Regions from separate parts of the Mus musculus genome. Here region 1 is linked to region 2. The links are chromatin loops, found by intact Hi-C in ENCODE. Cell type or tissue: gastrocnemius. All regions are shown on one strand. Each heading gives the region's core, and the rest is flanking DNA. Links, peaks and the distances in the headings are about the cores only.

Region 1 (2,905 bases), core at 134-2,633, 56 kb before region 2:
AGAGCAAAGGTCCTCATCTGGTATGTTCCTCACTCGCTAAGGACTTTACCTAGCCACCTGCCAGCTCCAGGGCACCTTGAGCTTCCAGCTCCCCAGCTCTGAGGTTACAGGCACGCACTGTTACATGGGTGCTGTTGATTGAACCCAGGCTGGCTCTCTCTTTCTTCCTCTCTCCCTTCCTCCTCCTCCTTCTCCCCCCCACCCCCACCCCCCAGACAGGGTCTCACTGTGTAACCCTGGCTGTCCTGGAACTCACCACATAGACCAGACTAGACTCAACCCCACAGAAATCCACCCCTCTCAGCCTCCCAAGCGCTGAGCACTGAAAAGGCTTGTCCCACCACACCAGGTTTTCTTTTTTTTTCTTTTTTTGGAGACAGGGTTTCTCTTTATAGCCCTGGCTGTCCTGGAACTCACTTTGTAGACCAGGCTGGCCTCGAACTCAGAAATCTGCCTGCCTCTGCCTCCCAAGTGCTGGGGATTAAAGGTGTATGCCACCACCGCCCGGCAGGTTTTCTTTTTCTTTTGTTTTCTTTCTTTCTTTTTGCTTTGCTTTTTTTTTTTTTTTTTTTTTTTTTTGAGACAGGGTTTCTCTGTGTAGCCCTGACTGCCCTGGAACTCACTTTGTAGACCAAGCTGGCCTTGAACTCAGAAATCAGCCTGCCTCTGCCACCTGAGTGCTGGAGTTAAAGGCGTGCGCCACCACGCCCGGCCACACCAGGTTTTCATGCTTGCTTCTTTTTAACAGTCATGCTTTGTTAACAACAGAGCTGTCTCGTCAAGTCCTTATTTGTTTGCTTATTTATTTATTTATTTATTTATTTATTTATTTATTTACTTATTTATTGTGTGTGTATTTGAGACAGGGTATCATTATTGTCCAGAGAGGTCTCAAGCATACTATTTAATTGGGGTTAACCTTAAACTCCCATCCTCCTGCCTTAACTTCCCAAGGGCTGGAGAGTGCACCTGATTTCTTTACTTTTTCTTACATAAAGCCATACTAGGGACTGGAGAGATGACTCAGAGGTTAAAAATACTGGTTTTTCTTTTCAGAGGACCAGAGTTCAACAGCCATAGTCTGTGGTTCACAAAGAACTGTTACTCCAGCTCCAGGTGGAATCTGATGCCCTCTTCTGGCTGCTGAGGGGAACTGCACTCAGGTGTACATACCCTCACACTGATGCACAGATTTTTTTTTTTTTTTTTTTTTTTTTTTGGTTTTTCGAGACAGGGTTTCTCTGTATAGCCCTGGCTGTCCTGGACCTCACTTTGTAGACCAGGCTGGCCTCGAACTCAGAAATCCGCCTGCCTCTGCCTCCCCAGTGCTGGGATTAAAGGCATGCGCCACCACACCCAGCCCCTGATGCACAGATTTTTAAAAATAACCTCTATTTTTTTCAAGGGAGAATCTCATGATGTAGCCCTGGCTGCCATGGAACTCACTCTGTAAATCGACTGACCTAGAACTGAGGTCTCCCTGCTTCTGCCTCCTCAGTACTGGGATTAAAGGCGCCACCACTCCCAGCTAAAAAAGTTAATACTGGGGGAAAAAGCTAAATGTGTTAGCCATGTCTCTAACTCCAGTACTCTAGAGAAAGAGACGAGATGAGATGATTGCTAAATTTAAGGCCACCCAGAACTACAGAATGGATTCTGTAGCTAAACAAACAGAACAGGCCCAGACTCCCAGCTACCTGGCATCTGAAACCAGCCTGAGCTCTCTAAGACCTTGTCCTACCACCCCCCCCACCCCCCCAAATAAGTAAATAAATAAACTAAAAAAGAAAAAATCTGCTAGGCATAGTGAATTAATCCCAGCACTTGGAAGGCAGAGGCAGCCAGATCGGTCTCTAAGTTTAAGGCTAACCTGGTCTACAAAGAGAGTTCCAAGATAGCCAGGGCTACAGAGAGACTCTGTCTCAGAATAACAACAAATCCAAAATTAACTGTAACTCATCAGTTTTCCAACTTTGGTTTTCGGGTATTAGTTTGTGATAAGTTATTTCTCCACTGGTGAAATGAAGGAATTCAAGCTAGATTAGAGTTTATATTTAAACACAGGTTTATTTGGGAACCCGCCTTCGGGTGGGTGAGGCCACTGGTTCAGAGGTTCCAAGGAAGGAATCTAAGGAAGTAGCTATGGAAGGGAGACAGAGGGGGAAAAAGGGGAGAAAGAAAAAAGAGAGAGAGGAGAGGAGAGGAGGGGGAGGGGGAGGGGGGAAGGGAGAGAGAGAGGGAGGGGGAAGGGGAGAAGGGAGAGAGAGAGGGAGAGGAGAGAGAGAGGAGAGGAGAGAAAAGAAGGGACCAAAGTGTCTGGATTATATTTGAAATAGCAGCCGGGCGTGGTGGCACACGCCTTTAATCCCAGTACTCGGGAGGCAGAGGCAGGAGGATTTCTGAGACCAGTCTGGTCTACAGAGTGAGTTCCAGGACAGCCAGGGCTACACAAAGAAACCCTGTCTCAAAAAACCAAAAGAAAGAAAGAAAGAAAGAAAGAAAGAAAGAAAGAAAGAAAGAAAGGAGGAAAGAAAGAAAGAAAGAAAGAAAGAAAGAAAGGAAGGAGGAAAGAAAGAAAGAAAGGAAGGAAGGAAGGAAGAAAGAAAGAAAGAAAGAAAGAAAGAAAGAAAGGAAGGAGGAAAGAAAGAAAGAAAGAAAGAAAGAAAGAAAGAAAGAAAGAAAGAAAGAAAGAAAGAAAGAAAGAAAGAAAGAAAGAGCAAGAGCCTCTGGAGGAAGAGCAGCCCAGCCCCTGATCTGGGGTCTCCAGGGTTTAGGGTGGGGTATACCAAGTCGGGACTGAGGGATGCTGGGAGAACCTGGAGAGCAGGTCTGCTTTGGCATGTAACATATGCACTTTAGCCCCTCTTCCGAGTCTGAAGACCGTTTATCCCAGTATGACTTCTAC
Region 2 (2,905 bases), core at 156-2,655:
ACTCAGGGTTCTAGGACTGACAGCACTCAGCACCACCACACCCTGCTTCCTGGCCGGTCGAGTTGGGGACCTGCCAAGGAGGCAAGGGATGGGGTTGGGGGAGATGGAAAGGGGCTATGAGGTGGGGTGGGGGATACTTATAGGGTGTGTTTTGAAGTCCTGTTTGTATGCAGACTGGACATGAAACAGGACCTGAGCAACCTTGGCTTCCCAAGCAGAAGGGCAGCGCCGCATGCTTTGGTGTGCATCTGGGTGGCCTGTGCCGGGTGATTGCCGTGTGTGTGTGTGTGTGTGTGTGTGTGTGTGTGTGTGTGTGTGTGTGTATGTGGGTCCTTAAGTATCTTCCTTGTATTTCACAGGCAGGGTTTGGTACCATTCGGCACCTGCAAGCCGCCATCACTGCCCCTCCCACCCCCACGTCAACCTGTGCAACCTCTTCAGAAAGCAGTTTGTTTAAACACACCGAGTATTCACACCCCCATGCCCTTTGACCCAGTGAGTCCCTTTCTAGGAAGTTCCCTGGGGCGAGCCTTCTGAAATGCAAGGCAGCACTTAAGGCCTACAGCCCTTCCCTGGGGTTATTTAGAGAAGCTAAATAAATAAATAATGAGCCTGCAAGTCTGAAGCAGGAAGGGGTGTAAATCCCGCTGGCTGACGCTTTCTCCTATCTCGCTAGGGTCACTGTGTGGGCCTTCACCTTAGTTTTCCTATGTATCGTAATGTCAAAGGTCCATGCTCACTCTGCAATAGCAATTGGATTTAATGTCCCGTGCCAGGCAGACACATAGGCAGGGAAAAGCAAATGAACTTTATTAATGTTATCGCCAGGTATCGCACACGTGGGATCGCTGTAATTCCGGAGGCAGGAGCAGGAGGATGACAGGTTGGAGGGTCTCTTGATCTTTAGAGCAAATTCCAGGGCAGTCAGAGCTATGGAGTGAGACCTTGTCTCAAAAGTACCCCAAAAAAGGGCAAAAAGGGGCTGGCAAGATGGCTCAGCGGGTAAGGCAGGTAAGGCTTTTTGCCACCAAGCCCGAGTTCGATCCAACGAACAAACACCCCCGGGTATGTGCATGAAGGACTGCAGGTATGGCTGCTGGTTAGCATGCATGAAGTCCAGATGGCAGACCCCTTGCCAAGTGAACCCAGTATTGGTGGTGAATACGGATCCCAGCATTTAAGGTGTGGGCCAGAGGGTCGGAAGTCCCAAGCTAGTCTAATTACTGGGACTGTGTCTCAAAGAACCCCCAGCGAGTTTTGTTTACTGCAGGGGTTTAACCTCAGCCTTTTGAATACCAGGCACGCTCCCTGCCACGGAGCTACTGGCCCGGTCCTGAAGTGATTATTCACCAAACACTGGTTTGGGGTGTTAATATCACCTTTTTTCTTTTTCTTGTTCTTCTTCTTTTTTTAACTTTTCCGACTTGCACTGCGGCGCGCTGTATCGTCGGCCTTGCACTGTTTTTAATGATAATCTGTTTAAAGTCTAATATTGAAAAGGGAAAGGAAAGAGAAAGGAAACGTGAATTCCCAGAAGCAAAGGCCCAGGCTGATAGGGGGAACTGATCCACCCGCCCGTTCCAGGGAAACGCTGCAGCCACGTGGATCGAAGAGGCCGGCCATCTGCCTGGGCCCGCGCCTGGGTCCACCTCTTCCCTGCAGGGCCCGTAGGGGGCGGGGCTGGCCATGCTGACAGATGTGGCGGGAAAGGGTGATCGACCCTCCTCCATTTCCTTCCGCCCAGGCTCCTGGTGGAGGGGGGAGGTGTCTCCTCCCCAGGGACCCTTGCTGCCCTGGGGTGTGCCCATCTGTCTCCTTGGCCTCCATCCGCTCCTCGCTGGAGGCGACTGCTGTTTGCCTGGTGCAAAACCCTGGCTTTCCTGGGACTGTTAGCCTCCTGTGGTTCTCACCCGGGTCCGCCAGAATCACAGCAGCACCAGGGCCACCCAGGAACTGGATGGAAACACAAACGCACACACTCCACCCCAGATGCAGCCAACCTGCAGCTTGGGAGGTGAGGCTGCTCAGATGAAATCTAACAAGCCAGACAGCATCCCTCCCCCCACCCCGCCCCGCCCCCGTTTTAACTTAAAGAAAAAAGCTAAGATTATTTATGTGATTGTGTGTGTGTGTGTGTGTGTGTGTGCATGTGAACGACACACATGCCGGAGCTAATGGAGGTCAGAAGGTGTCAGATCCCTTGGGATTGGAGTTACAAGCTATTGTTAGTCACCACGTGGATACTGGGACCCAAACCAGAGTAGAAGTGCTTTTAAGTATAGACCAGCCTCTCCCTGAGCCTCTTTTTTGACTCTGGTTCTCATATAGCGCTGGCAGGTTTAGGAACTGATTGATGACTCTTAAGTCTGTCTCCAACTTCTGAGGGATACAGGACCATTCAAGAGTACCTACCCCACAATTGAATACCACAACCTCACTTTAGGGATTATCATGACCCTCTTTCATTAATAATAATAATAATAACAATCACAACAACAACAATACACAGACAGTAATTAAAAATACACACAAACAAGCAGAGCCAGCAATAGGATTCTGAGGCCATGCTCCTTAACCTCTGTGCCCAGAGCTGCCCAAAACTTAAGAGGTCCTGTTGGGTCCCCTCAGGTCTGGCTTTAGACTAACATGGCTTAATCGGCGTTTGGGATGGGAGGCACCAGACCCCTGGTTGTTTGATAGGAAAACCAGAATGGCCTGCCCTACCCCATCCTCCCACCTCCGTCCAGGAGCCCCCAAGCAGCCCAGATACCCTGTGGGCTCTGTGCCAGCTCAGTCCTCTCTATTCCTGACAGCAAGGGAGACTTTAAGGCTGGACCAGCCTGCAGCAGAGGCACACAGCACCACCTGCTGGCCAGAAAGTAGCACTGCTGGTGTCAAGGAACAA

What was found. A loop is a pair of places that touch in the nucleus more often than their neighbours do. Peaks named below come from ENCODE experiments on the same cell type or tissue, not always from the same donor. Only the 100,000 strongest peaks of a DNase experiment are listed, where the experiment ranks them.
Region 1: a loop joins it to region 2, with 2.6 times the contacts of the local background. A loop is called at or near these places in 3 of 42 quality-filtered maps.

Annotation. Positions count from the first base shown.
Region 1 is chr17:29,452,539-29,455,443 of GRCm38, reverse strand. All of the region lies in intron 2 of Gm36199 (a long non-coding RNA gene), which reads right to left. It also overlaps a transcript of Gm26885 not described here. Among named protein-coding and RNA genes, the nearest start is that of Gm36486, 16 kb to the right of the region's middle. In gastrocnemius, for the core only: a CTCF peak has its summit at 1,132 (motif pointing left); no DNase peak of the experiment used is centred there; H3K27ac peaks cover 379 bases.
Region 2 is chr17:29,397,042-29,399,946 of GRCm38, reverse strand. No RefSeq gene overlaps it. Among named protein-coding and RNA genes, the nearest start is that of Gm36199, 36 kb to the left of the region's middle. In gastrocnemius, for the core only: a CTCF peak has its summit at 1,658 (motif pointing right); a DNase peak (open chromatin) is centred at 1,693; H3K4me3 peaks cover 1,124 bases; H3K27ac peaks cover 1,836 bases.